Linked DNA regions of Homo sapiens: region 2 is linked to region 1. A link is an interaction called in ENCODE POLR2A ChIA-PET data of the cell type or tissue named here. Cell type or tissue: OCI-LY7. All regions are shown on one strand. Each heading gives the region's core, and the rest is flanking DNA. Links, peaks and the distances in the headings are about the cores only. Region 1 overlaps SPG7 (SPG7 matrix AAA peptidase subunit, paraplegin). Region 2 holds the start of LOC124903766.

What was found. Peaks named below come from ENCODE experiments on the same cell type or tissue, not always from the same donor. Only the 100,000 strongest peaks of a DNase experiment are listed, where the experiment ranks them.
Region 2: POLR2A ChIA-PET joins it to region 1 with 15 read pairs; 5 of 35 experiments call an interaction of 5 or more read pairs at or near these places.

Annotation. Positions count from the first base shown.
Region 1 is chr16:89,514,861-89,528,525 of GRCh38, reverse strand. It overlaps SPG7 (SPG7 matrix AAA peptidase subunit, paraplegin), which reads right to left. Exons shown (of 17, transcript NM_003119.4): 4 at 4,279-4,520; 5 at 2,058-2,197. Among named protein-coding and RNA genes, the nearest start is that of SPG7, 13 kb to the right of the region's middle. RefSeq lists enhancers at 2,736-2,845, 2,896-3,005, 5,326-5,882, 5,883-6,440, 8,357-8,857 and 1 more. In OCI-LY7, for the core only: a CTCF peak has its summit at 2,682; a DNase peak (open chromatin) is centred at 2,675; H3K27ac peaks cover 295 bases.
Region 2 is chr16:89,237,844-89,253,883 of GRCh38, reverse strand. LOC124903766 reads right to left here and starts at 6,506. Exons shown (of 3, transcript XM_047435040.1): 1 at 6,422-6,506; 2 at 5,882-6,287; 3 at 4,941-5,759. The coding sequence starts at 6,506. The coding sequence ends at 5,225. RefSeq lists silencers at 5,979-6,728, 12,767-12,856 and an enhancer at 11,743-12,259. In OCI-LY7, for the core only: no CTCF peak of the experiment used is centred there; a DNase peak (open chromatin) is centred at 6,353; H3K4me3 peaks cover 635 bases.

The sequences.
Region 1 (13,665 bases), core at 1,315-3,814:
ATCAGCCTACAAAGACACGAGAATGGGCCTGCCCCAACCCTCCATCTTCTGTTCTGTACATCATCGGCCTACGAAGACATGAGAATGGGCCTGCCCCAAACCTCCATCTTCTTCTTTTTTTTTTTTTTTTGTTTGAGATGGAGTCTGGCTCTGTCACCCAGGCCAGACTGCAGTGGTGCTATCTTGGCTCACTGTAAGCTCCGCCTCCCGGGTTCACGCCATCCTCCTGCCTCAGCCTCCCGAGTAGCTGGGACTACAGGCACCCGCCACCGCACCCGGCTAATTTTTTTTGTATTTTTAGTAGAGACGGGGTTTCGTCGTGTTAGCCAGGATGGTCTCGACCTCCTGACCTCGTGATCTGCCCGCCTCGGCCTCCCAAAGTGCTGGAATTACAGGCGTGAGCCACCGCGCCCGGCCCAAACCTCCACCTTCTGTCCATCATCGGCCTACGAAGACACGAGAATGGGCCTGCCCCAACCCTCCATCTTCTGTACATCACTGGCCTACAAAGACATGAGACACACAGCCTCAGAGCAGTGATCTTCCAGGTGTTGCTGGGTTATAGAATTAAAGGTGCATCTTTTTTTTTTTTCTGTAGAGATGGGGTTCTCCATGCTGCCCAGACTGGTCTCGAACTTGTGGGCTCAAGAGATCCTCCCTGCCTCAGCCTTCCAAAGTGCTGGGATTACAGGCATAGCCACTGCACCCGGCTAGAGGTACATTTTGATCAAGGGAGTACTTGCCAGTCACTGGCATTCTACATCTTCAGAGATTACAAGTCAACAATAAACCTCTGTTTCAGTACCCGCTGGCCCCTCATTTGTCCTACTAAGGAACCTGTCAGGGTCCATGGTCCATACGTGCTGACAGCTCCCACCTGGTCTGTTTCCCTCTCAACACTGAAATGAGAATTTCACCTTCCTGTGTCTACCCTTTTCCCGTTCCATTTTCCTGTCTGTAGAAGAGAGCAAGCCCAGGACATTATCACGGTCCTCCTTGACTTTCTTTCTTACTGCTAGGCTGATCTTGCCTTGCTAACTGAAAGTGATCGCTTACTTTTGAAAACAAAATATACTGAAAATAGAAAAAGCTGAACGTTGTTATTGTCACAAGGCTGGCCAGATCACTAGGTATCTCCGGCATCTGCACACTCACTCTGACCATTTGGGAAGCTTTCATCAAAGAGCACAGTCAGTGAAAATTATACAAGAATGTGAATTCAGAAGCGCCACACAACTAAAGAAAGTGACTAAACAAACTCCAACGGACTTGCACACGGTTGGCCTCCACAGCCACAGGTTTCATCTCTGCAGGTTTAACCAAGCACAGAATGAATGTATCTGGGGAAAAACGTGCATCTATACTCAACATGCACAGACACATTTTTGTCATTATTCCCTAAAGTATAACAACGATTGAAATAGTATTTACAGGGTATTGGGTATTATTATCAACCTACAGATGATTTAAAGCATATCAGAGAATGTTCTTAGGTTACACACAAAGATTTCGGCATTTTACACCAGGGGCTGAGACTTCGCCATCCTACGTCGGGGGCTGAGACTTCGCCATCCTACGTCGGGGGCTGAGACTTCGCCATCCTACGTCGGGGGCTGAGACTTCGGCATCCTACGTCGGGGGCTGAGACTTCGGCATCCTACGTCGGGGGCTGAGACTTCGGCATCCTACGTCGGGGGCTGAGACTTCGCCATCCTACGTCGGGGGCTGAGACTTCGGCATCTTACGTCGGGGGCTGAGACTTCGGCATCTACATCAGGGGCTTAGACTTCAGCATCCTACACCAGGGGCTTAGGCATCCTCAGGTGCTGGTATCCTTGGGAAGTCCGAGAACCAGCCCCCATGGATACCCAGGGATAACTATATTTCCAAATCTCCTGGCATTGTATCATTCACTTCTATATTTATTTAACCCTCCCACTAAAAAGTCTAGTTAACTATAGGCAAAGACAGTTTGAGATTTTTGATTGCAATCTGTTTCTCAGATTACAAAGCCAAGTTAGGTTTAGTTCAAGCATCAACAAATACATCCAACATACTTTCCAAAGAATCCTGTTCGCTTGTAGGAAACTGGGATCCTGTCCTTGGCCTCGATATTCAGCTCATCTTCAGCTGCTCGAAGCTTCTCTTCAAACTTGTCAATATTTGCAACCTGCATTCGGTACATCAAGGCTAGCCGCTGGGGGGCAGAAAGGAGAGGGGACCATGAGAAACGCAGGGACAGACGAGCAACCCTACAGTCAACAGAGAGCCCGCCTGGAACTCATGGTAATGACAACCTCAGCATTGTGAAGAGGACACCATTCAGAAACTAGAGGTGATTCCTAACGTACGACGGTTCCACTTACGGTCTTTCCATTTTACAATGGTGTAAAAGCAATATGCACACTAAGCTCCTTGACCTACGATGGGGCTACCTCCCAGTGAGCCCCTGGGAAGCTGAAAATATCCTAATTCAAGGAACATCTGTACTTCCAAGTCTAAAAAATTTGTTTCCTCAACCACAATTTGAGAAATAAAATTTCAACAGATAGACTTTCTATTTTCCACTCATAGGAAAACTAAGAAATGGAGGGATGTCTGCAAGTTAGCTCACAGCCCCACGTCTGATGTGTGCCTCAGACTCAGCTACACCTGCAGACACAGCAGGAGCCCCCCAGAGGCCGGCGAGGCTGCAGCACGGGACTGAGGATGGCAAAATCAAGACTACGGCCAAAAACAGATGTTTTAGGAAACTGCGGCCACAGAGGGTTCATGTTTAACCACAAAACCTGAGACTGTTCATCCCTCACACCAGGACACCAACAGGTCCGTCTCCCTGGCACACGATTCTCCAAACGCAGCGTTTTCCTAAGTAAACTCCGCATGTTTAGCTCAGATTTCAGCATGACTGGACGGCAACACCCCAAAGGGAGGACACAGACGGACTTGCGGGACTCTCTTTGAGGTTAACTGGAAACTCCAGCAGAGGACAGGGATGAGGGGTGGGGATGGCACCTGCTGCTCCCTCACTCACACCCCAAACTGCTAAGACAGAATTCTGAGCATTTTCTCTTTAAGGCAGCTGTTTTATCAGGTGACTCGTCTAGAGCTGAGCATAGTGTTGTAGGTTAAAATAACCTTCCAGACTGAAATAATCAGGCATCCACCAGAGGATTTACGTGAATGAGCACCGTCTTCTGCACTTAGCCATGGTGTATTTTAAGAACAAGGTTTCCTGTTTTTAAAAATAGCAAGACAGCGCCAGGCGTGGTGGCTGACGCCTGTGATCTGGCACTTTGGAAGGCCAAGGTGTAAGGATCACTTGAGGCCAGGAGTTCAAGACCAGCCTGGGCAATATAGTGAGACCTCATCTCTCCAAAAAAACAAAAAATTTAAAAATTAGCCAAGTGTGGTGGTGCGCGCCTGCCATCCCAGCTACAGGGGAGGCTGAGGTGGGTAGATCACCTGAGCCCAGGAGATCAAGGCTGCAGTGAGCCGACATCACACACACCCCTGCATCTCAGCCTGGATGAGACAGAGGGAGACTCTGTCTCCAAAAAAAAAAAAAAAAAGCAAAAGAAAAGGAAAAAGCATTCTGAATCCTGAGTAACCCAGCAAAGGGGCAGAAGCTCTGGTGGAGGCCACGGTCATTTCCAGACCCGGGGGTGGGCCACACCAACCCCAGACCACTTTCCTAATCACTGGTCCACACATTACCCTGGGTTAAATTGCTCCAAGCACATGTTCTGACGCACTCTTGGAATCTAAAGTTACCAGATCTGGCTGGGCACGATGGCTCACGCCTGTAATCCCAGCACTTTGGGAGGTCAAGGTGGGCAGATCACCTGAGGTCAGGAGTTCGAGACCAGCCTTGCCCAACATGGAGAAACCCCATCTCTACTAGAACTACAAAAATTAGCCAGGCGTTGTGGTGCACGCCTGTAATCCCAGCTACCCGGGAGGCTGAGCCAGGAGAATCCCTTGAACTCGGGAGGCAGATGTTGCAGTGAGCCAAGATCACATCACTGCGCTTCAGCCTGGCCAACAGAGCGAGACTGTCTCAAAAACAAAAACAAAAACAAAGGCAACCAAATAAATGCAAATCAATGGGCTGAGGTCCCTGCATGAGAAAGAAGCATGCCCTCAATCACAGGTATCCAAAAGGATGGCAACAGCCAGCGCCCACACCCTCATTCACAGGAGCCCACAGCCTCACTCTCACAGGCTGCCAGCCTGTGCCCACACCCTCACTCACAGGCCTCCCGCACCCTCACTCACAGGCCGCCCAAACACCACGGCTCCAGGGTGCAGGTAGACTTCCACCACGTCGCTCTCAGGCACCACCTGGACGCGCTGCACCTCGCCCTTGGCCAGCATCTCGTGGACAAAGTCGTTCCAGGAAATGCTGCCTCCGCTGGTGCTGAGAGCATTCAGGAGGCTCATGACAACCGCGATGACCAGCAAGGTGCGCAGCCGCTCTCGGTACATCTGGTCGTCCCGCTCACGGCGTCTCCTCTCCTCTGAGCCGGCAGAGAAGCAAAAGGGAGAAACAAACACATGAGCAACAGACACGGGCGACATCCAGAGCTTCCTCAGGAAAGCTCAGCTGGACGGGGAGGGGCAGCGTCCTGCACAGAAGATCCTGCACTTCCTCCAATTCTTCCCTGACGTTATCAGAGACAAAGACTAACGCTGTGCTGTTCGAGGTCACCCACACTTCATTCGCTGAGGTCACTTCAGTGAGGAGCAGGAGTGGTTCCCACCTAAGAGGAAACCATTTCTAAATCGAAACACTTAGACCTGGGCACAACGGTGCACGCCTGTGGTCCCAGCTACTTGGGAGGCTGAGGCGGGAGGTTGAAGCTGCAGTGAGCCGTGATCGCGCCACTGTGCTCCAGCCTGGGTGACAGAGAACGACCCTGTCTCAGAAAAGAAACGACCGTCCCAGGCCGTCCGAGCCGTCACAGATGCAGTCAGCTCTCCTGCTGCAAAGTGCAAGCTCACAATGGCCATGAATCCAGTTGCTTGGAGTTTGATCAAATACTAAATATCAAAACATACACAAAAGTTATTAAAAACGATTAAAACAAATACCTTTTACCACAACCTGCCTCAAGAAATAATACCTTCCCAATCCCACTGAAGACCCTTGTGCCTTCTCTCTCCCTACCCAACAACCATTCTGAACTTTTTACTCATCAGAATGACTAACATTTAACAGAAAGTTGTAGGTTATCACAACATCTGAAAATAGAACTTAAAAATATCATGAGATACACTGTTGAGTCTAAAGGCATATACTCCAGACCACTTGACTCTAGAATTTTCCCAGAGACCAACTCTTTATGAGAAGCACCAGGTGAATTCTTCTAAATTACCTTCCTCAGTTATTAACACCCTACTGAAGACACGGTGGCATTATGCTTAGCTCTCAGAGGATGGAAAAGACATTCGGCCCCTGTTCTCCAGACATTGGGATACCTCGAGGGGAGGTGGACAGGTGCACCCTGCAGACAGCAAGAGACCGACTCAAGGCCGGCCTGGGGCCAGCACAGAGGGGATCTGGAGCAGCGGGCGCTCACTCACTCTTCATGGAGGCCTGCAAGGAGGCGTGGCAAGCAGCGCCAGGCAGCGAAGCCAGGGAGACGCCTCTGAGGAGGGCATGGTGGGGAAAAGGACAGCCAGGATGGCCACTGGGCAAAATGCCCGCAGGGGTCACTTCCCACAGTCCAGGGCCCAGGTGGGGAGTAGTCCTGCAGCCAGACAGGCTCCCAACAGTGACCACCACAGGCCAAGCCACAGTCTTCCCTCAAACCCCCTAGGCAGGTCAGTCTCTCCTCCAGTTCTGGGAAGGGCGTCATCTGCAGAACACCTGCGCCTGCGGACAAACCACCACGGACACAGCAGCGGGAACGACATCATCTCCAGAACACCTGCGCCCCTGCGCCTGCGGACACAGCGCCACGGACCCAGCGGCGGGAACGACGTCATTTCCAGAACACCAGCGCCTGCGGACAAACCGCCACAGACCCAGCGGTGGTAACGACGTCATTTCCAGAACACCTGCGCCTGCGGACAAACCGCCACGGACCCAGCAGCCGGGACGAGAGGCTCACGTCTTCTTGAGATTCACAGCTCTTCTCCTCCTGCATTGTCTTGCGGGGGCTTCATGCTGGGATCAAAGCCTGGCCTGGGCACGTCCCATGTACCACCTTCCTTTCCAACAATCATTTTAGACGAATTCAAACAATTTTTAAATCGGCTTAAAAACACAAAATGAAACCCACTAAAAAGGTGGCAAAATAATTACTTTGAAAACATGAAGGTATATTTTAGATATCACTGTTTTGTTACAATCGATCCTAATCGTGCATCTAATACTTAAATTTCATATTCACAAAGGCAATTATTTAAAGCCCACCGCTTATTTCAGAGAGCAAATTTATGTTCTCAGGTGAGTATCCAATTGTTAGAAACTACTTCCAATATTTAATTACCAATTGTGTTTTCTACTAGAAACATGGGGTGCACTGGGAAACTGAGAAATACTTCCCAGCAGCTACTCTAGCTGCCCTGGAGGGCCAATCCAGAATCACGACCCACACTGCTCCCGGGAAACTGAGAGAAATACTTCCCAGCAGCTACTCTAGCTGCCCTGGAGGGACGATCCAGAATCACGACCCATGCTGCTCCTTCAGCTCTGTGACTGTATCAACAGTGTCCCATTTTCTTTTCTTTTTTATTTTTGTTGAGATGGGGTCTCTCTCCGTCACCCAGGCTGGAGTGCGGTGGTGCACTGCAGGAGAAACCCACAGTGCTTCATGAGCATATCTGGGCTCACTGCAGCCTCCACCTCCTGGGCTCAAGTGATCCTCCCAACTGAGCCTCCTGAGTAGCTGGGAGTACAGGTGCACGCCACTGCGCCCGGCTAATTTTTTAAATTTGAGTAGAAGATGAGGTCTCACTATGTTGCCAAGGCAGTCTCAAACGACTGAGCTCAGGTGATTCTCCCACCTCAGCCTCCCAAAGTGCTGGGATTATAGGCATGAGCCAAATCCCAAATAATTTCTAATAAAAGTAAAATGACAGCTTGGATTTGGTCTACAATAAACACCTCTTCTGCTTTCGTCACAAACGTGTAGCCCTTCTCCAGTGAGGGTCAGCCAGGCATGTTAATTCACAGGTGTGTGACACAGGCTGGCTCTTAGCCCCGCTGTGTCAGGGAGCAGGATCTGCCCAACAAGACGCTGAGGCCACACAGCCCTCGGGAGAGCCTAGCCCCATCATGACACCTTCTGCTGAAGCTCCTTAGGTTCCAATCATTTCACTGTTCAGTGAGCCCTCTCTAGCCTCCGTGTCTTCCTCGGTGGCAAGAAGGAGGCCAACAGAGCACCCAGGACACAGGATCACAGAGAAGGCTCTTCCAGCCACAAGTGAAGGCACCGCAGGGAAAAATCCATATGCTCTGTGAGCACACGCAGGTGGATGACCTAGAGAGCCAGGCCAAGGAGGGTCCACAAACAGGCCTTGCACACGTTCTGGGGTGGCGCAAACCAGTACAACCCTGTCTGATAACTGCCTGGCAAGATGTATCAAGCGCCATAGACAGTATTTAGTTTCTTTAATTCAAAAATCCTACTTCTGAAACTTTAACCTAAGGAAACGAACCATAAGAAATTCCAGCCGGACGCAATGGCTCACACCTGTCATCCCAGCACTTTGGGAGTCGAGACAGGTGGATCACTTGAGTCCAGGAGTTAGAAACCAGCCTGGGCAACATAGCGAAAACCCATCTCTACAGGGGGAAAAAAAAAACACAACGTAGCTGGGGCTGGGCGCAGTGGCTTACGACTGTCATCCAGGCACTTTGGGAGGCTGAGGTGAGTGGATCACCTGAGGTCAGGAGTTCAACACCAGCCTGGCCAACATGGTGAAACCCTGTCTCTACTAAAAATACAAAAATTAGCTGGGCGTGGTACCACGCGCCTGTAAGCCCAGCTACTAGGGAGGCTAACGCAGGAGAATCGCTTAAACATGGCGGGCGGAGGTTGCAGTGGGCTGAGATCGCGCCACTTCACTCCTGCCTGGGCAACGAAGAGTGAAACTCCATCTCAAAACAAACAAACAAACAAACAAACAAACAAAAGCACTCTAGGTATAAAAGGAACTTCCTCTGCCTGCAAGACCCCCCATCTCCTTCCCATGAAGTCCTTAACTTCTGTTCAACCCAAACGCCCAGCGCGTCCCTTCCACTGCGCTGCCCGATGCACCTCTTCCCGCCACGCCTTCAGTGTTGTGGTCATTTGTGCCTGCGCACCCAGGGCTGCAGGTACCTTCCTCCTGTGTGCTTCCAGGACGGTTATTCAGGATGCTGAGACGAGCCGCCAGCTCACACAGAACTGGGGTGTGACCTCAGCACCTGCTGCCTGTGTTCCTGAGGCTGTCCGCCAAGGCGCTCAGGAAACGCACATGCCTCCTGAGCCTCATATGCACACCTCGTGGACGGCAGCCTGCAGGACCACTGGCAAGTTTTGTTGCCAAAATCCCTCTTCGAGGAAAAAAAGTCAATTGTTGACAATTAGATATTATGATCACATAACTCACTTCAATCAGTCATCTAAAAACAAACGGCTGATACCACTGAGTCTCAAGGAAGCAGCCACAGGGGCCACATCAGGCTCATCCCACTTGGAAACCGCCCCTGAAGACAGCAGCCCCGAGCGCCACAGCTGACCCTGACAGAGGAGAGGCCTCCGGGGCAGGGGCTCCACCTTGACGCATTCACACTTCACAGTGGAAAGGGGCCTTCTCCACAAGAAGCTGTGTGAAAATGTTAGCAACTGCTGCCGGGCGCGGTGGCTCACGCCTGTCATCCCAGCACTTCGGGAGGCTGAGGCGGGTGCATCACCTGAGGTCGGGAGTCTGAGACAAGCCTGACCAACATGCAGAAACCCCATCTTTACTAAAAATACAAAAAATCAGCCAGGTGTGGTGACGCATGCCTGTAATCCCAGCTACTCGGGAAGCTAAGGCAACAGAATGGCTTGAACCCGGGAGGCGGAGGTTGCGGTGAGCTGAGATCGCGCCACTGCACTCCAGGCTGGGCAACAAGAGCGAAATTCCGTCTCAAAAAAAGAAAAAAAAAATGTTAGCAACTGCTTTTTTTCTAGTTTTCTAGTTCTAGTTAGCAACCGTGAAGTAACTGTACCTTCACATGTAGTTGTAAGAAATGGCACAGAGCAGGCTGGGCGCAGTGGCTCACACCTGTAATCCCAGCACTTTGTGGGGACCGAGGCAGGCAGATGATGAGGTCAGGAGTTCGAGACCAGCCTGACCAACATACTGAAACCCCATCTCTACTAAAAACAAACAAAATTAGCTGGGTGTGGTGGCACGCGCCTGTAATCCCAGCTACTCAGGAGGCTGAGGCAGGAGAATCGCTTGAACCCGGGAGGTGGAGGTTGCAGTGAGCAGAGATCGAGCCACTGCACTCCATCCTGGGTGACAGAGCCAGACCCCATCTCAAAAAAAAATAAATAAATAAAAATAAATGACGCAGAGCAATACCTTGTCCCCCTGCTTCCAGGGGTTCCATCTCACAAAACTATGAACAGTATCACAGCCAGGCTCTCCCACCACGACGGTCCACCAAGCTCCCCGGGGTCATCCCATGACACACGCGCAGTGTGTGCCCACCGCAGCTGAGGCAATCCAACCACAGGCTCCCTCCGGCTGTCTCCTTCCCCCATCCTTAACCCCTAGCAACCACGAATCTGTGTTCCATCTCTTTAATTTTTGTCTTTAGAGAATGCTGTATAAAAAAAAAATCATACGGCATGTGATCTTTCAGCTCGGCCTTTTTTCACTCCGTATAATTCCTTCTGGGTTCACCCGCGTTATCAGTGAGCGGGGCCTTTTTTCCACTCCGTGTAATTCCTTCTGGGTTCACCCGCGTTATCAGTGAGCGGAGTCTTTTTTCCACTCTGTGTAATTCCTTCTGGGTTCACCCGCCTTACCAGTGAGCAGGGTCTTTTTTCACTCCGTGTAATTCCTTCCAGGTTCACCCGCGTTATCAGTGAGCGGAGCCTTTTTTCACTCCGTATAATTCCTTCCAGGTTCATTCGTGTTATCAGTGAGTGGTGCCTTTTTTCACTCCGTATAATTCCTTCCAGGTTCACCAGTGTTATCAGTGAGTGGTATTCCAAGCAAATACTTTTCGGGCAACCACTACTTACAATCATTCTGCACGGCTGGCAAAGCTGTTTCTAAGCCACATTCAGTATCGTTCTTTCATTTAAGGAGGTGGCAAAAGAATCTTCATCTGAACAGACGCCATGCAGTTCAGCATCAGACCAGGGAGAAGGCCTGCCTGAGGGCCGGGACTGTGTTGTGCCTGTCTGATCAAGTCAGCAGTCCTGAAAATCCACACAAACCAACTCCCGCCGAAACCACAGCAGAGGGCCCAGGGGAAACCCAGAATAGGTTCTCACAAGAAAGATTATTTGGCTCAGTAAACAATTATCCTCTAACGCAAATTTAACAGACATTATTTTCTCCAAGCAAACTATAGTTCAACCCAAAACAGAATAAACATAAAACAATCACTTGGCCGGGCGTGGTGGCTCACGCCTATAATCCCAGCACTTTGGGAGGCCGAGGTGGGCAGACCACAACGTCAGGAGATCGAGATCATCCTAGCTCACATGGTGAAACTCCGTCTCTACTAAAAACACAAAAAATTAGCCGGGCATGGTTGCGGGCACCTTTAGTCCCAGTTACTCGGGAGGCTGAGGCAGGAGAACTGCTTGAACCCACGAGGTGGAGTTTGCAATGAGCCGAGATCGTGGCATTGCACTCCAACTTCGGCAACAAGAGCGAAGCTCCATCTCAAAAAAAAAAAAAAAAAAAAGACGACGACAATTACTCAGATGCAGGAGAGACACGCATGTCAGCTACACGCAGCCTCATCCATAAGCAGATGCAGGGCCCAGGAGAGCAAAGGGCATGGTGACTGCCTGCCCTTCCTCACGCCAGGGCACCTGCCAATGCAGCAACGACTAGGATTTCACTGGACAAGCACCTACCACATGCCAGGAGTGATAACCAGGAAGCTGCCATGGCTTTGCCTTGCCATGGCAACGGAGGCTGCCATGCCATTCCTTCCAGGAACCATGACAACGGAGGCTGCCATGCCATTCCTTCCAGGAACCATGACAACGGAGGCTGCCATGCCATTCCCTCCAGGAACCATGACAACGGAGGCTGCCATGCCATTCCTTCCAGGAATCAGAGTTATTAGTGGGGCACACGTCCCTGGTTAACCGTAACACAACACACAAGGCTGAATGCAGAATCCGCACAGGCCACACAATTCTTCCCTCTTCTATGACAGGTGACCCTTCAGCAACACAGGAGTGAGCTATGTATGATCACGGACACGTGGATTTTCTTCCACCCCTGCTACCCAAGACAACAAGACCAGCCCCTCGTCCTCCTCCTCAGCCCACTCAAGGTGAAGGCCATGAGGATGAAGCTCTTTATGGTGATCCGCTTCCACTGCATAAATAGGAAATATATTTTCTCTTACGACTTTTTTCTTTTTTCTTTTTTTTTGAGACAAGAGTCTCGCCGTCGCTTTTTTCTTTCTTAATTTTTTTTTTTGAGACAGAGTCTTGCTGTGTCGCCCAGGCTGGAGTGCAGTGGCGCGATCTCGGCTCACTGCAAGCTTCGCCTCTTGGGTTCACGCCATTCTCCTGCCTCAGCCTCCCGACTAGCTGGGGTTACAGGTGCCCACCACCACGCCTAATTTTTTTTTTTTTTTGTATTTTTAGTAGAGACAGGGTTTCACCGTGTTAGCTAAAATGGTCTCGATCTCCTGACCTTGTGATCTGCTCGCCTTGGCCTCCCAAAGTGCTGGGATGACAGGCATGAGCCACCACGCCCGGCCTTTTCTTTCTTAATTTTTTATGTTTGAGACAGAAAGGTCTCACTCTATTATCCAGGCTGAAGTGCAATGGCACAATCTCAGCTCCCTGCAACCTCTGCCTACCAGGTTCAAACGATGCTCACGCCTCAGACTCCGGAGTAGCTGGGATTACAAGCACGTACACCACACCTGGCTAATTTTTTTTTTTTTTGGTATTTTTAGTAGACAAGGGGTTTCACCATGTTAGCCAGGCTGGTCTCGAACTCCTGGCCCCAAGTGATCTAACTTTCTTCTTTTATTAAAAAAACGAACGGCCGGGCGTGGTGGCTCACACCTGTAATCCCAGCACTTTCGGAGACCAAGGCGAGTGGATCACCTGAGGTGAGAAGTTTGAGACTAGCCTGACCAACGTGGCCAAACCAGGTCTCTACCAAAACTACAAAAATTAGCTGGGCTTGGTGTTGCATGCCTGTGATCCCAGCTATTCGTGAGGTTGAGGCAGGAGAATCACTGGAACCCAGGAGGCAGAGGTTCCAGTGATCTGAAATTACGCCATTGCACTCTAGCCTGGGAAACAAGAGTGAAACTCCAGGCTGGGCACGGTGGCTCACACCTGTAATCCCAGCACTTTGGAAGGCCAAGATGGGCAGATCGCCTGACATCGGGAGTTTGAGACCATCCTTGCCAACATGGTGAAACCCTGTCTCTGCTAAAAATACAAAAAATTAGCTGGGCGTGGTGGCGCACGCCTGTAGTCCCAGCTACTCGAGAGGCTGAGGCAGGAGAATCGCCTGAACCCAGGAAGCAGAGGTTGCAGTGAGCCGAGATCGTGCCATTGCACTCTAGCCTGGCGACAGAGCGAGACCCCATCTCAAAAAAAAAAATAATAATAATAATAGTAATAATAATAATAGAAATGAGGGTCTTAAACTCCTGGGCTCAAGTGATCATCCCACCTTGGCCTCCCAAAGTGCTCAGATTACAGGTGTGAGCCACCGCACCTACCCAGCAAATTTTTTTTTATAAAAAGGTCAGCCGGGCGTGGTGGCTCACACCTGTAATCCCAGCACTTTGGGAGGCCGAAGTGGGGAGATCACGAGGTCAGGAGTTCAAGACCAGTCTGGCCAACATGGCAAAACCCTGTATCTACTGAAAATACAAAAATTAGCTGGGCATGGTGGTGCATGCCTGTAATCCCAGCTACTCAGGAGGCTGAGGCAGGAGAATCGCTTGAACTCAGGAGGCAGGGGTTGCACTGAGCCGACATCGCACCACTGGACTCCAGTCTGGGCAACAGAGCGAGACTCCGTTTCAAAAATAAATAAATAAATACAAAATAAAAGTTAAAAAAAAAAAAGGTCCAGGGCTGGGTGCGGTGGCCCACTCCTGTAATCCCAGCACTTTGGGAGGCTGAGGCACGCAGATCACGAGGTCAGGAGATTGAGACCATCCTGGCTAACACGGTGAAACCGAGTCTCTACTAAAAATACAAAAAATGAGCCGGGTATGGTGGCGGGCACCTGTAGTCCCAGCTACTCGGGAGGCTAAGGCAGGAGAATGGCGTGAACCTGGGAGACGGAGCTTGCAGTGAGCTGAGATCACACCACTGCACTCCAGCCCAGGCGACAGAGCGAGACTCCGTCTCAAAAAAAAAAAAAAAAAAAGGTCAAGGCCAGGCACGGTGGTTCACACCTGTAATCTCAGCACTTTGGGAGGCCAAGGTGGGTGAATCACCTGAG
Region 2 (16,040 bases), core at 5,117-7,616, 280 kb after region 1:
TCATGAACCCCTGGGCTCAAGCAATCGGCCCCCCAGAATGCTAGGAATTTACAGGTGTGAGCCATCACACCCGGTCCAGCTGATTTTTTTCTAGAGACAGGGTCTTGCTATGTTGCCCAGTCTGGTCTCAAACTCAAAATCCTGGGCTCTAATGATCCTCCCACTTCGGCCTCCCAAAGTGCTGAGATTACAGGCATGAGCCACTGCACCCAGCCTCGCCACCTCCTTATTAAAGACCTGTTTACAACAGCTTTTTTTTTTTTTTTTTTTGAGAGATGGAGTCTCACTCTGTTGCCCAGGCTGGAGTGCAGTGGTGCAATCTCAGCTCACTGCAAGCTCCGCCTCCTGGGTTCACGCCATTCTCCTGCCTCAGCCTCCCGAGTAGCTGGGAATACAGGCGCCCCCCACCACGCCCAGCTAATTTTTTGTATTTTTAGTAGAGACGGGGTTTCACCTCAATCTCCTGACCTCGTGACCCACCCGCCTCAGCCTCCCAAAGTGCTGGGATCACAGGCGTGAGCCACCTCGCCTGGCCGAAATGAGGGAAATATTTAAAGTGCTTGGACAAGATAACCACCAGCCCAGGAATCTATACCCTGAAAAATTATCTGTCAAAACTAAAGGACAAATAAAGACTTTCTCAGACATAAATTTAAGAAATTTGTTACCAGTAGGCCTGTGTTGCATGACGTGTTAGAAGAACTTGTTTAGAGAGAGAGCTATGGGGAGAAACAGATGAATTCACTGTTATAGTTGGCGTCTGTGCCCCTCTATCAAAAATGGGTGGATCCAACAGGCAGAAATTCAGTAAGAACATGTTGAACTCAACAGGACCATCCATCAACTGGATATAATGGACACCTACAGACCGCTTCATCCAATGACAGAATACCTGTTCTTCTTAAGCCCACCTGGAACAGTCACCCACATAGGCCACATTCTGGGCTGTAAAAACGCACCTTAACAAATTTAAAACAATAGAAATCATGCAATGTCCATTCTCAGACCACAACGGAATTACACTAGCAATCAATAAGAGAAAGATAGCTGGAGAATGCCAGAATACTTAGAGATTGAATAACACACCTCTAAATAACACATGGGTCAAATAAGAAATCTCAAGAGAACTTTAAAAATATTTTAAATGAGGCCGGGTGCAGTGGCTCACGCCTGTAATCCCAGCACTGGGAGGTAGAGGCCGGCGGATCACCTGAGGTTGGGAGTTCGCGACAAGCCTGACCAACATGGTGAAACCCCGTCTCTACTAAAAATACAAAAAATTAGCTGGGCGTGGTGGCGCATGCCTGTAATCCCAGCTACTTGGGAGGCTGAGGAAGGCGAATCACTTGAACCCAGGAGGTGGAGGTTGCAGTGAGCCAAGATCATGCCCTTGCATTCCAGCCTGGGCAACAAGAGCAAAACTGTGTCTCAAAAAAAAAAAAAAAATGTGTGTGTGTGTGTGTATGTATGTATGTATATAAATATATATATATATTTCTGGCTGGGCGCGGTGGCTCACGCCTGTAATCCCAGCCCTTTGGGAGGCCGAGGTGGGTGGATCACGAGGTCAGGAGATCGAGACCATCCTGGCTAACACGGTGAAACCCCATCTGTACTAAAAATACAAAAAATATTAGCCAGGCGTGGTGGTGGGCGCCTGCAGTCCCAGCTATTCGGGAGGCTGAGGCAGAAGAATGGCATGAACCCAGGAGGCAGAGCTTGCAGTGAGCTGAGAACACACCACTGCACTCCAGCCTGGGTGACAGAGCGAGACTCCATCTCAAAATAATAAATATATATATATATATATATATATTTTAAATGAAAATAAAACACAACTTATCAAAACTCGTGGGATGCAGCAAAAGCAATGCATAGTGGCCAACTGATAGCACGGAATGTATGTATTAGAGAAGAGGCGAGATCTACAATCAGTCATCCAAACTTTCACCTTGGGAAGCAAGAAGAAGAGCAAATTAACCCAATGAAAGCAGGAAGAAGAAAAGATAAATAACTAAATGAAAATTAGAAGAGAAATCAATGAAATTGAAAACAGGAAATCAATAGAAAAAAAATCGGGCGGTGGCCAGGCGCGGTGGCTCACGCCTGTAATCCCAACACTTTGGGTGGCTGAGGCAGGCAGATCACGAGGTCAAGAGATTGAGAGCATCCTGGCCGACATGGTGAAACCCCGTCTCTACTAAAAATACAAAAATTAGCTGCGTGTGGTGGTGGGAGCCTGTAATCCCAGCTACTCAGGAGGCTGACGCAGGAGAGTCACTTGAACCCAGGAGGCAGAGGTTGCAGTGAGCTGAGATTGTGCCACTGCACTCCAACTTGGGAGTCAGAGCGAGACTCCATCTCAAAAAGAAAAAAGAAAAACAGACATTTAGAGACATATAGACCAGTGGAATAGCATGGAGAGCGCAGAGAGTAACAACCTTTGTGAGGATGTACAGATGCTGCGGGTGGGATGTAAAATGGTGCAGCTGCTGTCCAAAACCCCGTGGTGATTCCAAATTAAAAATGGAACTACTACATGATCCAGCAATTTCATATACAAACTGAAAAGAACTCAAAGCAGGGTCTAAGAGATGTTTCTATACTCATGTTCATAATAGGATCACTTGAGGTCAAGAGTTCAAGACCAGCCTGGCCAACATGGTGAAACCCCATCTCTACTAAAAATACAAAAATTAGCCAGGCGTGGTGGCATGTGCCTGTAATCCCAGCTACTAGGGAGGCTGAGGCAGGAGAATCGCTTGAATCCGGGAAATGGAGGTTGCAGTGAGCTGAGATCGTGCCCTTGCACTCCAGCCTGGGCGATACAGTGAGACTCCATCTCAAAAAACAAAAAAGGAAAAAAGGAGACGGGGTTGATAGTTGCACAAGATGACATATTATGTATTTAATACCACTGAACTGCACACTTAAAATCGCTTACATAATAAGTTTTATGTTACATGTATTTTACTACAATAAAATGTAAGAAAACATTTTAAATGGTCCTTTTTTTTTTTTTTTTTTTTTTGAGACGGAGTCTCGCTCTGTTGCTCAGGCTGGAGTGCAGAGGTGGGATCTTGACTCACTGCAAGCTCCGCCTCCCGGGTTCACGCCATTCTCCTGCCTCAGCCTCCTGGAGTGCAGAGGTGCGATCTCGGCTCACTGCGAGCTCCGCCTGTTCCTCAAGTCTCCGAGTCTATTCCTTGGGTTTGGACGGGTGAATGTATGTTTCTCAAATAAAATCACTGAAAATGAGAGGTAAGCGACGGCAAGGCTGTGGGGAAACCGCGCCCCCTGTACTGCTCATGGGAATGTAAAGAGCAGCCACCTCGGAAACCCATTTGGAGGTTCCTCTGACTGTTACTCAGAGTCACCCCATGACCTCAACCACCTAAAATTAGGGGTTTTTAGCAGGGAAGAAATGCATCTGTGTGTGAGAAAATGGGAATTAGGGAGGGTAAGGAAGAGCTGGTCAATGGGAGCAGGTGGCCAGCTGGGCAATCATGAAGGGTGAGGTGTCTCTCATCTCATTGTCCAGATGCTGTGATCTGGTGGATTTCAGCTTCTTGGTGCGATCTGGAGGCCCAGTGGTTGGTTTCCTGAGAAAGGAACTCAGATAGGACAAATGTAACTTTCTCAAGTTCTAAGATTCAGAGGGCCAATTTCTAGGTTTATTTAAAAGAAACCATAAACATCACTTCTATGGGACAATTGGGCCAGTTTCAATATTCATAAAATGGAACCAATTATGGAAAGAGGCTGCAACACAGATGAATGAACCTTGAGAACATGAGGCTAGGCGAAGGACAAATATTGCAATATTCCACTTACACAAGGTCTTCACAGGAGGCAAGTTCAGAGACAGAGAGAAGAGAGGTTAACCAGGAGTGGGTGCATGGGGGGAATGGGGAGTTACTGCTTAAATGCATGCTTTTTTTTTTTTTTTTTTTTTTTTTGAGACAGAGTCTTGCTCTGTTTCCCAGACTGGAGCGCAGTGACGTGATCTTGGCTCACTGCAAGCTCCGCCTCCCTGGTTCACACCATTCTCCTGCCTCAGCCTACCGAGTAGCTGGGACTACAGGCGCCCACCACCACACGCGGCTAATTTTTTGTATTTTTAGTAGAGATGGGGTTTCACCATGTTAGCCAGGATGGTCTCGATCTCCTGACCTCGTGATCCGCCCACCTCGGCCTTCCAAAGTGCTGGGATTACAGGAGTGAGCCACCGCGCCCGGCCTCGTGCTTTCTTTTTGGGAAGAAAAAATTTGGAAATAGACCACCATGATGGTTACGTAAGTTCAATGCCACTGAATTGTTCAGCTAAAAATGGTTTAAATGGTAGGTTTTATGTTATGTATATTTTTCCATCATTTAAAATATTAAAATTTAAAAGTACTTTAAAAGAAAAAGTAAAGGGTACAAAGATTTAAACACAGAATTACCATAGGACCTCCTGATTTGAACCGTAGGTTTATACCCTAAAGAACTGAAAATAGGAACTCAATGTTCCTCGTGGCACCCTCAGAGAAGGCAGAGTGGAAACCACCCACGCGTCCATCCAGAGAGAAAGGGACAAGCGAAATCAGTCTCCATGCTGTTACTGCTGCAGGTTCTTACCTTGCCAAGCAACAGAAACCGACAAGAGGCCCGACAAACTTCTCCCAGATAACGTCTATTAAGGCCGGCGTGGTGCTCATGCCTGTAATCCCAGCACTTTGGGAGGCCAACGCGGGCGGATCACCTGAGGTCAGGAGTTCGAGACCAGCTTGGGCAACATGGTGAAACCCCATCTCTACCAAAAAAAAAAAAAAAAAAAATTTGCAGGATGTGGTGGCGGGCACCTGTAGTCCCGGCTACTAGGGAGGCTGAGGCGGGAGAATTGCCTGAACCCGAGAGGCGGAGTTTGCAGTGAGCCTGGGCAAAAGAGCGAGGCTCCATCACACACATACAAAGTTTATTAAGACTGGCGCCCGGGAAGGAGGCTCTCGGGCTCCCGAAGACGGGTCCTGCGTGGCTTCCCAGGAGGGTACTGCTGTCAGCGAGCGTCAGCGCAGGTGCAGGCGGTGCTGGCTGCGCAGGCGCACTAGAAAGGATGCCGACACGTGCAGTGCGCGCGCGGAAGACACCGGCGAGTTCCGCCCTGGGTGCAGATTTCCGCATTAGGAGACGGCGCAGGCTGCGGCCGGCACCTCCCGGCCCCGCGCATGCGTCCAGACTCTGCTCATCTCCACTTTCTCACGGCACCTGCGAGGTCTCCGTGGGGCTGGCGCCAGTGAAGGGGTGGGCGGGAAATAATCAGAGGGGGTGGCCCAGGTCCTATCTCAGCGCAGTCTCCATACCAGGGAATATTATTCACTCCTGAAAAGGAACACGGGCCTGATCCCCGCTCCACCGCGGACGAACCTTTAAGACGCGATTCTAAGCGAAAGGCGCCGGAACACAGAAGCCACAGCACGTAGGGCTCCATGGAACGGAGGTCAGAACAGGCTGCTCCGCGGAGCAGGGCGGGGGCTGCAGGGCCCGGGAGGGGCGCGGAGAGCGGCCGCCGACGGGCCGGGCTCTGCGCGGGTAGAAGCTGTTCCGGAGCTCGAGAAGGTGCTGGTCCCGCAACACTGTGGGGGGGCCCCGCTGAGCTGAGCCTTGCGACCCGGTTTATGTGACGTGAGTTCCACCTCAATCTAAGTGTGAGGAAGCGAACAGCGTTCTTAAACTCAGAAACGTGCCCATTCGAATTGTTAACGCGAGCGCAGAGCCCACTGACAAAGCAAAATAAGACAAACCGGGAGTCAGAAAACTCAGCGACCCACAGGATCCACCGTGATGTTTCTCACAAATGTTACCGCGAAAACAGTCGGACTTGAAAATAAACGCGACCTACCTGGTTCTCGGAAGGGGAGAAGGATCCGAGCGAAAGGCGTCAGTTCTCCCTCGCTCGCCCCGTAGACGCCGCGCAGGCCCCGAGCTCCCGAGCGGCGGTTTCAGAACCCGCGGGTCACCCGGGAGCTCCTCCCGCAGTACCAGCCGAAAGCTCCCAGTGCCGAGGAGGGCGGGCAGCTGCCCTCCCCGACCTCGCCCCGCCCGCGCGGACGCCCCCGGCCCCACGCGGGGACCACCCCGGGACTCCCGCCGGACCCCGCGCGCCCGCGGCCAACCTGCGTGCACCTGCGCCCCGCGCCACGCCCCCGGCGCCCCACGTTTAGCCCTCACTGGGTCCCGCTTCTTAGTGGCTCTAAGCCCCGCCCCCTCGCTGGTCACCGCAAGCTCCGCCCCTCGAGGCCCCGCCCCTGCAAGGCCCGCCCCTTCACGACTCAGGCCCCGCCCACCACGGCCAGCCCGGGTCTAGGCCCCGCCCCGACACGACTCAGGCCCCGCCCCCGGCCAGCTTCGCTCCTCGCGCGCCCCGCCCAGCAATCCTCGCTGAACCCGGCGCGGTTTCCCCAGCGCTGCTCCACGCCGCAGTCCAGCGCCTGGAGTCCGCGCGCCCCGAGCCCCTGCCCGCTCATGCGCAGCTGGGTCACCCAGGTGCACCCACTTCCTTGCTGTCCCGCCGCCCTCCCTGCCCCCACCCCGCCTAGGCCCTGGGTGTCCCTTCTCCATCCTCCCTGGCGCCTCTGCCTCAGGCCACCTGGCCGTCCTCCTGGGCTCCCCGCTCGGGGGCGGCCCCTGGTCCGACGGTGCCGCAGACGCGCGCGCACAGGCCAGTCCCGCGGAGAGGCTGCTCTCAGGGGCTAGGCGGGGGGCTGAGTCAGAGGCTGGGGCCTGCCAGGAGCGGGGCGGCCTGGGGCGCAGCAGCATTGGAGCTGAAGGCGAGGGCGGCCCGCGCCGGTTGGGGAGCAGGGCCTAGAATTTACTTCACGACTACCAGCGTGGAAACTGCAGAGGGGCTGCCACATCGCTGCCAGGGCCTGCCCTGGGGCCTTGGATCCCGCCGGCTTCTCTCTCCACCCGCCTCTGTCCCACGTCTCCACCTGCCGTCCTGTTTGGTGCTTGGATCCACTAATGCCCAGTCAGCTTTCACGAAACGTCGGATGTATTTATTTTTTTTAATATCTGGGGTACACGTGCAGGATGTGCAGGCTTGTTGCATAGGTAAACGTGTGCCATGGTGGTTTGCTGCACCTATCAACCCGTCACGTAGGTATGAAGCCGGACATGCATTAGCTATTTTTCTTAATGCCCTCCTGCCCCCGCCCTCCCCCAACAGGCCCGAGTGTGCTTTGTTCCCCTCCCTGTGTCCATGTGCTCATGTTGTTCAGCTCCCACTTATAAGTGAGAACATGCCGTGTTTACTTTCCTGTTCCTGCGTTAGTTTGCTGAGGATAATGGCTTGCAGCTCCACCCATGTGCCTGCAAAGGACATGATCTCGCTTCTTTTTTATGGCTGCATAGTATTCCATGGTGTATATGTACATGTAACACATTTTCTTTATCCAGTCTATCATGATGGACCCTGGGGTCAATTCCATGTCTTTGCTATTGTGAATAGTGCTGCAATGATCAAATCACAAAAAGCAATTGCAACAAAAGCAAAAAATGACCAATAGGATCTCATTAAACTAAAGATCTAATTAAACTTTTGCACAGCAAAAGAAACTATCATCAGAGCTAACCAGAGACCTACAGAATGGGAGAAAATTTGTGCAGTCTATACATCTGAAAAAGGTCTAATATCCAGAATCTACAAGGAACTTACAAATTTACAAAAAAAAATTTTTTAAGTGGGCAAAGGACGTGAACAGACACTCCTCAAAAGAAGACATACATGCAGCCAATAAACCTATGAAAAAAAGTTCAACATCACTGATCATTAGAGAAATGCAAATCAAATCCACAGTGAGATACCATCTCACGCCAGTCAGAATGGCAATTTTTCAAATGCCAAGAAACAGGCCAGGCATGGTGGCTCATGCCTGTAATCCTAGCACTTTGGGAAGCCAAGGCGGGTGGATCACCTGAGGTCAGGAGTTTGAGACCAGCCTGGCCAACATGGCGAAACCCCATCTCTACTAAAAATACAAAAGTTAGCCGGGCGTGGTGGCAGGTGCCTGAAATTCCAGCTACTCGGGACCCCACTGAAGCAGTAGAATTGCTTGAACCTGGGAGGCTGAGGCTGCAGTGATCCAAGATGGCATCATGCACTCCAGCCTGGGCGACAGAGCCAAGACTCCGTCTCAAAAAAAAAAAAAAAAAAGTCAAGAAACAACAGATGGGCTGGGCGCAGTGGCTCACGCCTGTAATCCCAGCACTTTGGGAGGCAGAAGAGGGCAGATCACTTGAGGTCAGGGGCTCAAGACCAACCTGGCCAACATGGTGAAACCCCGTCTCTATCAAAAACACAAAAAAATTAGCCGGGCATGGTGGCGCATGCCAGTAATCCCAGCTCCTTGGGAGGCTGAGGCGGGAGAATCGCTTGAACCCGGGAAGCAGAGGTTGCAGTGAGCCGAGATCGCATCACTGCACTCCAGCCTGGCGACAGAGTGAGACTGTCTCAAAACAAAAGAAAAAAAAAAAAGAAGCAAAGTAACAACATAGGCTGGCAAGGTTGTGGAGAAAAAGGAACACTTTTACACTGTTGGTGGGAGTGTAAATTAGTTCAACCATAGTGGCAGACAGTGTGGCGATTACTTAAAGATTTAGAATCAGAAGTGCCATCTGACCCAGCAATCCCATTACTGGGTATATACCCAAAGGAATGTAAATCATCCTATTATAAAGATACATACACACATATGTTCAAAACGTTAGATTTTAAAGTAAAAACTCAGGGATAGCACGGCCCCCAGCAGTAGATTAAGCTGGATAAAAAGAGCCAGGAACTGGAAAGGGCATGGGGAGGCGCAGAGCTGAGGCCAAGGGTCAAGCACCTCGCCGGGAAATGCCACTGAGCACAGTTCTCCAGCCGCTGCCCAAGTCCCTCTTGAAATGGGCAGGACAGGGAGGGTGCGGCCGCAGGTGCTGGGGTTCATTTCTTAGGCCTGCGTCATGGCTATGGCCCTTAGCTGGGTGGTGTGTGGGCTGTGTCTATGACACCACCGAGGACGTGGGTATCCCTGGGGTCCCTTAGAATAGGAGGTGGATCCTGTGGCACTTTGGTGAAGCCAGCGGTGGTCCCATCTGGCCCTTTGCTCCGACCCTCACGGGTGCCCATACATGTCTGCCAGCCGGGCGAAGCTACCTAAATCTTTTTTTTTTGAGACTGAGTCTCGCCCAGGCTGGAGTGCAATGGCGGGGTCACTGCAACCTCTGTCTCCCAGGTTCAAGTAATTCTCCCGCCTCAGCTTCCCGAGTAGCTGGATTACAGGCATGCACCACCACGCCCGGTTAATTTTTGCATTTTTAGTAGAGACAGGATTTCACCATGTTGGCCAGGCTGGTCTCCAACTCCTGACCTCGTGATCCGCCTGCCTTGGCCTCCCGAAGTGCTGAGGAGTGAGCTGCGGTGCCCGGCCTTGTTTGTTTAAAGAAGTCCTCCTCTGTCGCCCAGGCTGGAGTGCAATGGCCTGATCTCAGCTCACTGCAACCTTCGCCTCCCAGGTTCAAGATTCTCATGCCTCAGCCTCCCAAGTAGCTGGGATTACAGGCACGTGCCATCAGGCCTATCTAATTTTTTTTCTGTGTTTTTAGTAGAGATGGAGTTTCACCACGTTGCCCAGGCTAGTCTTGAACTCCTGTCCCTCAGGTGATCTGCTCACCTCGACCTCTCAAAGCGCTGAAATTACAGGCATGAGCCACCGTGCCCAGACAAACATTCTTCTAAATCTAATAACCTGATTTGTCTCCTCTTGCCTTCAGGTCATCAATCTCCAGGTGGTCCTCAGTGAGAGATAGGTCCTCTCAATATTCAAGAGCCACCCTTCTACAGGGGACCCCTGGACTGCCCATCAGGGGGACAGGACAGAGGCACAATCCTGCCCGTCTCCCTGGATACCGCTCCCTGGCTGGCCACCACTTTCACTAACCCATGGAGCCAACCGTGCCCTGACAGCAAGAGGCCAATACTCACAGAACCACCACCGCTGCCCCTCTGTCAGCAGACAGCAGTTACAGAAGACTGACCTTTGTCCATTTCCCTCAAGAACTGGGGTCTTGGCCTCCTGCGGGGGGAAATGTTAGTGTGGGTAGCTAGGGGGTATGAGCAGGGCAGGAGAGGGCTCCCCACCACCACACACACACAACAGGTGTGCTGGCCACCATGAGGTGATGGTCAGGTAGTTGTTAACTGTCTCTAAAGTAATAATTGGTCACAGCCAGCGCCAGGGAAAGACAGCCTCCTAACAGATAGACAACAGCTGAAGCTGGTGATCAGCAGCTTCCCGTTAAGATCTCAGGAGCTGGGTGGGTGGGGAGAAGTAACACAAGACCCCGCATTATGTCACTGTATCAAACCCCAAGTCAGAAGGTCAAACCACACACTGGTCTTTCAAGGTGCCCTCCTAGCCTTCTTCCAGGCGTACTTTCCTTCCTCCTTTAAAGCTTTTTAATAAACTTCACTTCTGCTCTGAAGCGTGCCTCGGTCTCTCCCTCTGCCTTATGCCCCTCGGTTGAATTCTTTCTTCTAAGGAGGCAAGAACTGAGGTTGCTGCAGACCCGAACAGATTCATCACCAGTGACACTCCAGCATCCCCTTGTTCCCCGAGGCCCCCTGTCTGGAGCACCTTCCTTTCCACTGCTGCCTACAGGACTCCTCATCCCTCAACGCCCCAGGTCAACACTGTCTTCTCCTCCTGGAGCCTCCTTGCCACCTCGGCCAGAAGCCCTCCCTCCTGTTGACTATAGCACCTGCTCTCCCCTTCGAGACCCCGCCCCCTGGAAGGGCGTGGGTGTGGCTCAACACCTGCACAGGCCCAGCGCATGGTCAGGAAGGTCCTGGAGGGAGGGTGGAGGGGGCTGGAGGCACGAGGACCCTTTCTTTTGAGCAGGCAGGGTGGGGAGTGGGGGTTGCTGACCAGCCCAGAGCTGGGCTGGGGAGCCCGTTTCTCTCTGTGGTGGGAGCAGGCCTGGTGCCTCTGCTCTCCTGTCGACGGTGGGTGGCTGCGCAGGTGCAGGCAGCATCTGTGCCCTTGGCCCGCTTGGAACTTTTGTTAAAGATTAGACGTTTGAGGCCGGGCACAGCGGCTCACGCCTGTAATCCCAGCACTTTGGGAGGCCAAGGTGGGCAGATCACAAGGTCAGGAGATCGAGACCATCCTGGCTAACACGGTGAAACCCCGTCTCTTCTAAAAATACAAAAAAAATTAGCCGGGCGTGGTGGCGGGTGCCTGTAGTCCCAGCTACTCGGGAGGCTGAGGCAGGAGAATGGCGTGAACCCGGGAGGCAGAGCTTGCAGGGAGCCGAGATCGCGCCACTGCACTCCAGCCTGGGCGACAGAGCGAGACTCCGTCTCAAAAAAAAAAAAATTAGACGTTTGAATCTAATAATATAACTCTGAAAGTCAGACTCTCCCCATTCCCCAGGGTTTGCTGGGTTTTGGTTTTGTTGACTGTTGTGTTTTTTGTTGTTGTGGGCTGCCTCTGTGCTGATGCTCAGCCTGAGGTGTCAACTGAAGACATTCTCACGTCTTTCCTGATCATCTATCTATATTTATATATATAACATATATAAATATATAGTAAATATATATGTATATATACACACACACACATACGTGTGTGTGTGTGTATATATATATATATATATTTTTTTTTTTTTTTTTTTTGAGACAGAGTCTAGCTCTGTCACCCAGGCTGGAGTGCAGTGGGGCGATCTCAGCTCACTGCAAGCTCCGCCTCCCGGGTTCACGCCATTCTCCTGCCTCAGCCTCCAGAATACCTGGAAGCACAGGCGTGAGCCACCACATCCGGCTAATTTTTTAAACTTTTTTTCGTAGAGACACGGTCTCCCTGTTTCCCAGGCTGGTCTCAAACTCCTGGACTCTAGCGATCCCCCCAGCTTGAGCTCCCAAATTGCTGGGATTCCCGTCGTGAGCCACCATGTCCAGTCTAACTGTCTTTTAAAGAAGTTTAAAAATTACTCTCTAGCTGCGCAAGGTGGTTGGTGCCTGTAATCCCAGCAGTGTGGGAGGCTCTGGTGGGAGGACCACTCGAGCCCAGGAGGCTGAGGCTGCAGTGAGCCACGATAGCGGCACTGCACTGCAGCCTGGGCGACAGAGCGAGATCCTGACTCAAAAAAAAAAAAAAAAAGAAAAGAAAAGAAAAAGAAAAGAAAAAAGAAGAAAACACTTAAAGGATGACATCATTTTCGGGCGTTTCGTCCTTTGGGATTTGCCGTTTTCAGGATTTCACACCGTAGGGATGTTGATCTCTTGTGACTTCAACACTCCGGGTTCTGCTCTTCAAGACTCTGGCTGAGGTCTGTTTCAAACAGAGCCCAAACACGCAGATCTGTCGTCATCTAGGTCCCGTCTGCCCTGTGTGCCCTGTGAAATGGTGCCAAACATCCGCTAGCCACAGAAAAACCGACACCTGAGAGCTGTCGGTCCCCCAGCCCCGGCTGCCCTTCAGACGGTACCGACCGCGGCTCCCGCCGGGCTGCTGAGTGTGTCACTGTCGCCCAGCACACGAGCCCCTCTCCGATCCCCCGAGTTCCTCACCGAGTCCCTTACCCCCGGAAGTCCCTCGCTCTCCTCCCTTCCCCCCGGAAGTCCCTCGCTCTCCTCCCTTCCCCCCGGAAGTCCCTCGCTCTCCTCCCTTCCCCCCGGAAGTCCCTCGCTCTCCTCCCTTCCCCCCGGAAGTCCCTCGCTCTCCTCCCTTCCCCCCGGAAGTCCCTCGCTCTCCTCCCTTCCCCCCGGAAGTCCCTCGCTCTCCTCCCTTCCCCCCGGAAGTCCCTCGCTCTCCTCCCCTTCTGAGCGGTGACCCCCACCCCGAAGCCGGCGAGGCACCGCGGAACCCGGTCTGCCTGCGCTACCGCCCCCTGCTGGCCAGGCCCTCTTCCCAATCGCCCCGAAACCATTCACATCACCCACGTGTGCACGTTTTGTCCACATTTAGATCCCTGATCCATTTGCAGCTTATTCCTGTGAACGGTGTAATTTTTTGGGGGGCGGGGGGAAGGCGGGGTCTCGCTCTGTCACCCAGGCTGGAGTGCAGTGGCGCCATCTCGGCTCACTGCAAGCTCCACCTCCCGGGCTCAACCAATTCTCCTGCCTCAGCCCCCTGAGTAGCTGGGATTACAGGCCCGCACCACCATGCCTGGCTAACTTTCGTATTTTTAGTACAGATGGGGTTTTTCTTTTCTTTTCTTTTCTTTTGAGATGGAGTCTCACTGCTGCCCAGGCTGGAGTGCAGTGGCGCGATCTCGGCTCGCTGCAAGCTCCGCCTCCCGGGTTCACGCCATTCTCCTGGCTCAGCCTCCCGAGTAGCTGGGACTACAGGCGCCCGCCACCACGCCCGGCTAATTTTTTTGTATTTTTAGTAGAGACGGGGTTTCACTGTGTTAACAAGGATGGTCTCGATCTCCTGACCTCGTGATCCGCCTGCCTCGGCCTCCCAAAGTGCTGGGATCACAGGCGCGAGCCACTGCGCCTGCCCGAGATGGGGTTTCACCATGTTGGCCAGGCTGGTCTCGAACTCCTGATCTCAACTGATCTGCCCCCCCTTGGCCTCCCAAAGTGCTAGGATTACAGGCGTGAGCCGCCACACTCGACCTGAACGGTGTAATTTATACATGTAAAACCATCTTGTTCAGACAGCTCACCAGTTGTCCTAGCACCTTTCATTACAAACTGCATTTTTGCCCCACTGATCTGAAATACCCACTTTATTAACTAAATTTCCATGTTGCTAGGTCTATTTCCAGATATTCCATTTTTGTCCATCTGTCTGCTTCCTGGTCATGTGTCACATACCTTAATTACAGCGGCTTTAGAGGATGCTGCAGTGTCCACAGGGAAGCATCAGTTTTGTCTCCTGGGTTTCTTGGGCACCATCAGACGTCTGTGCCCCCACATGAACTTCAGCGTCAATCTGCATTAACTCCACAAAAAGCTTTTGGTGCTGTTGTAACTGGGATTATGTTTCATTTCTGAATTAAGAATGGGATTTTTATGATGTTGTCATCCCATCAAAGAACAAGGAATTTGCCCGTTTGTTCAAGTCTATGTGGTTTTTTTTTTTTTTTTTTTTTTTTTTTTTTTTTTTTGAGACAGTCTTGCTCTGCCACCCAGGCTGGAGTGCAGTGGTGTGATCTTGGCTCACTGCAAGCTCCACCTCCTGAGTTCACACCATTCTCCTGTCTCAGCCTCCTAAGCAGCTGGGACTACAGGCGCCCGCCACCACACCTGGCTAACTTTTTGTATTTTTCATAGAGATGGGGTTTCACCATGTTAGCCAGGATGGTCTCGATCTCCTGACCTCGTGATCCACCCGCCTCAGCCTCCCAAAGTGCTGGGATTGCAGGCGTGAGCCATCGCGCCTGGCCTAGAAGTTTTTAATTAGCCTGGTGTGGTGGTGTGCACCTGTAGTCTCAGCTACTTGAGAGGATGAGGAGGAAGGATCGCTTGAGCCCTGGAGGTCGAGGCTGCAGTGAGCTGTGATCACACCACTGCACTGCAGCCTGTGGGACAGAGCAAATCCCCATCTAAAAAAAAAAAGTGTTTTAAAGTTTCCTCATGGCCGGGCACGGCCCGGTGGCTCACGCCTGTAACCCCAGCATTTTGGGAGGCCGAGACGGACAGATCATGAGGTCAGGAGTTTGAGACCAGCCAGGCCAACATGGTGAAATCCCGTCTCTACTAAAAATACAAAAATTAGCCGGGCGTGGTGGCAGGTACCTGTAATACCAGCTACTTGGGAGGCTGAGGCAGGAGAATCACTTGAACCCAGGAGGTGGAGGTTGCAGTGAGCCGAGATCATGCCACTGCACTCCAGCCTGGATGACAGAGCGAGACTCTGTCTCAAACAAACAAACAAACAAAAAGTTTCCTCATTTAGGTTTTATACATTTCTTGATAAATTTATTTCTAAGCATTGTTTTATTGCTATTATAAATAAGTTTTCTCTACTATCATATCACCTCACTGGTTATTGGTTGTGTAGATGAAGACCATCTATGTTTTGACGGCAACTTCACCTCCTCTAACTTACTAAATGTTTTTACTGATTCTACAGGGCTTTCCATGTATATCATATAATGCACACAAGAGATAGTTCACTTTTTTGCAAATCTGTTTTGCCCAATTGCATTAGGTAACACTTCCAGTACACACACACACACATATAGCTACAGACACAGGCGTCCTAAGAAAGTATTCACCAATTCCTATTTTGAGTGCGTCTATCAATAGTAGGTACCACATTTTCCCAAAGGCTTCATCAACACCTATGGATACAATCACATGCCTTATCTTCTTAGATGGATTCATATGGTGTAGTATTTAATAGGCTTTCTAATTGAACCAGTTGCAGTCTTAAATTCCACTTGGTCATGGTTTATTATTTTCTCAATGTGGTTTTGTATTATTTGCTAATATTTAACATAACTAATTTGAATCAATATAATTAACACTGTAATTTTTCATTTTTGTGGTCTTTTATCACATTTTGCTTTTAACTTTTATTTATGAGATGGAGTTTTGCTCTTGTTGCCCAGGCTGGAGTGCAATGGCGCTATCTCGGCTCATTGCAACCTCCACCTCCCGGGTTCAAGAGATTCTCCTGCCTCAGCCTCCCAAGTAGCTGGGATCACAGGTGCCTGCCACCATGCCCGGCTAATTTTGTATTTTTAGTACAGACAGGGTTTCGCCATGTTGCCCAGGCTGGTCTTGAACTGCTGGCCTTAAGTGAGCCAGCCACCTCAGCCTCCCAAAGTGTTGGGATTACAGGCATCAGCCACTGCACTCAACACCCTGTGGTAATTTTCTTTGTGCTGAAGTCATTTTTTCTGATGTTAAATACAGCCTCTCCACTTTATTATGTTTACATGGTACTATTAACCTATTTACGTCATTGTATTTGAAGTGTCTTGTAGATGACATACTGATGCGTCACACTTTTTATCTGTCCTATCTTTAAATAGCATGTGTAGATCATATTTTTTTTTTG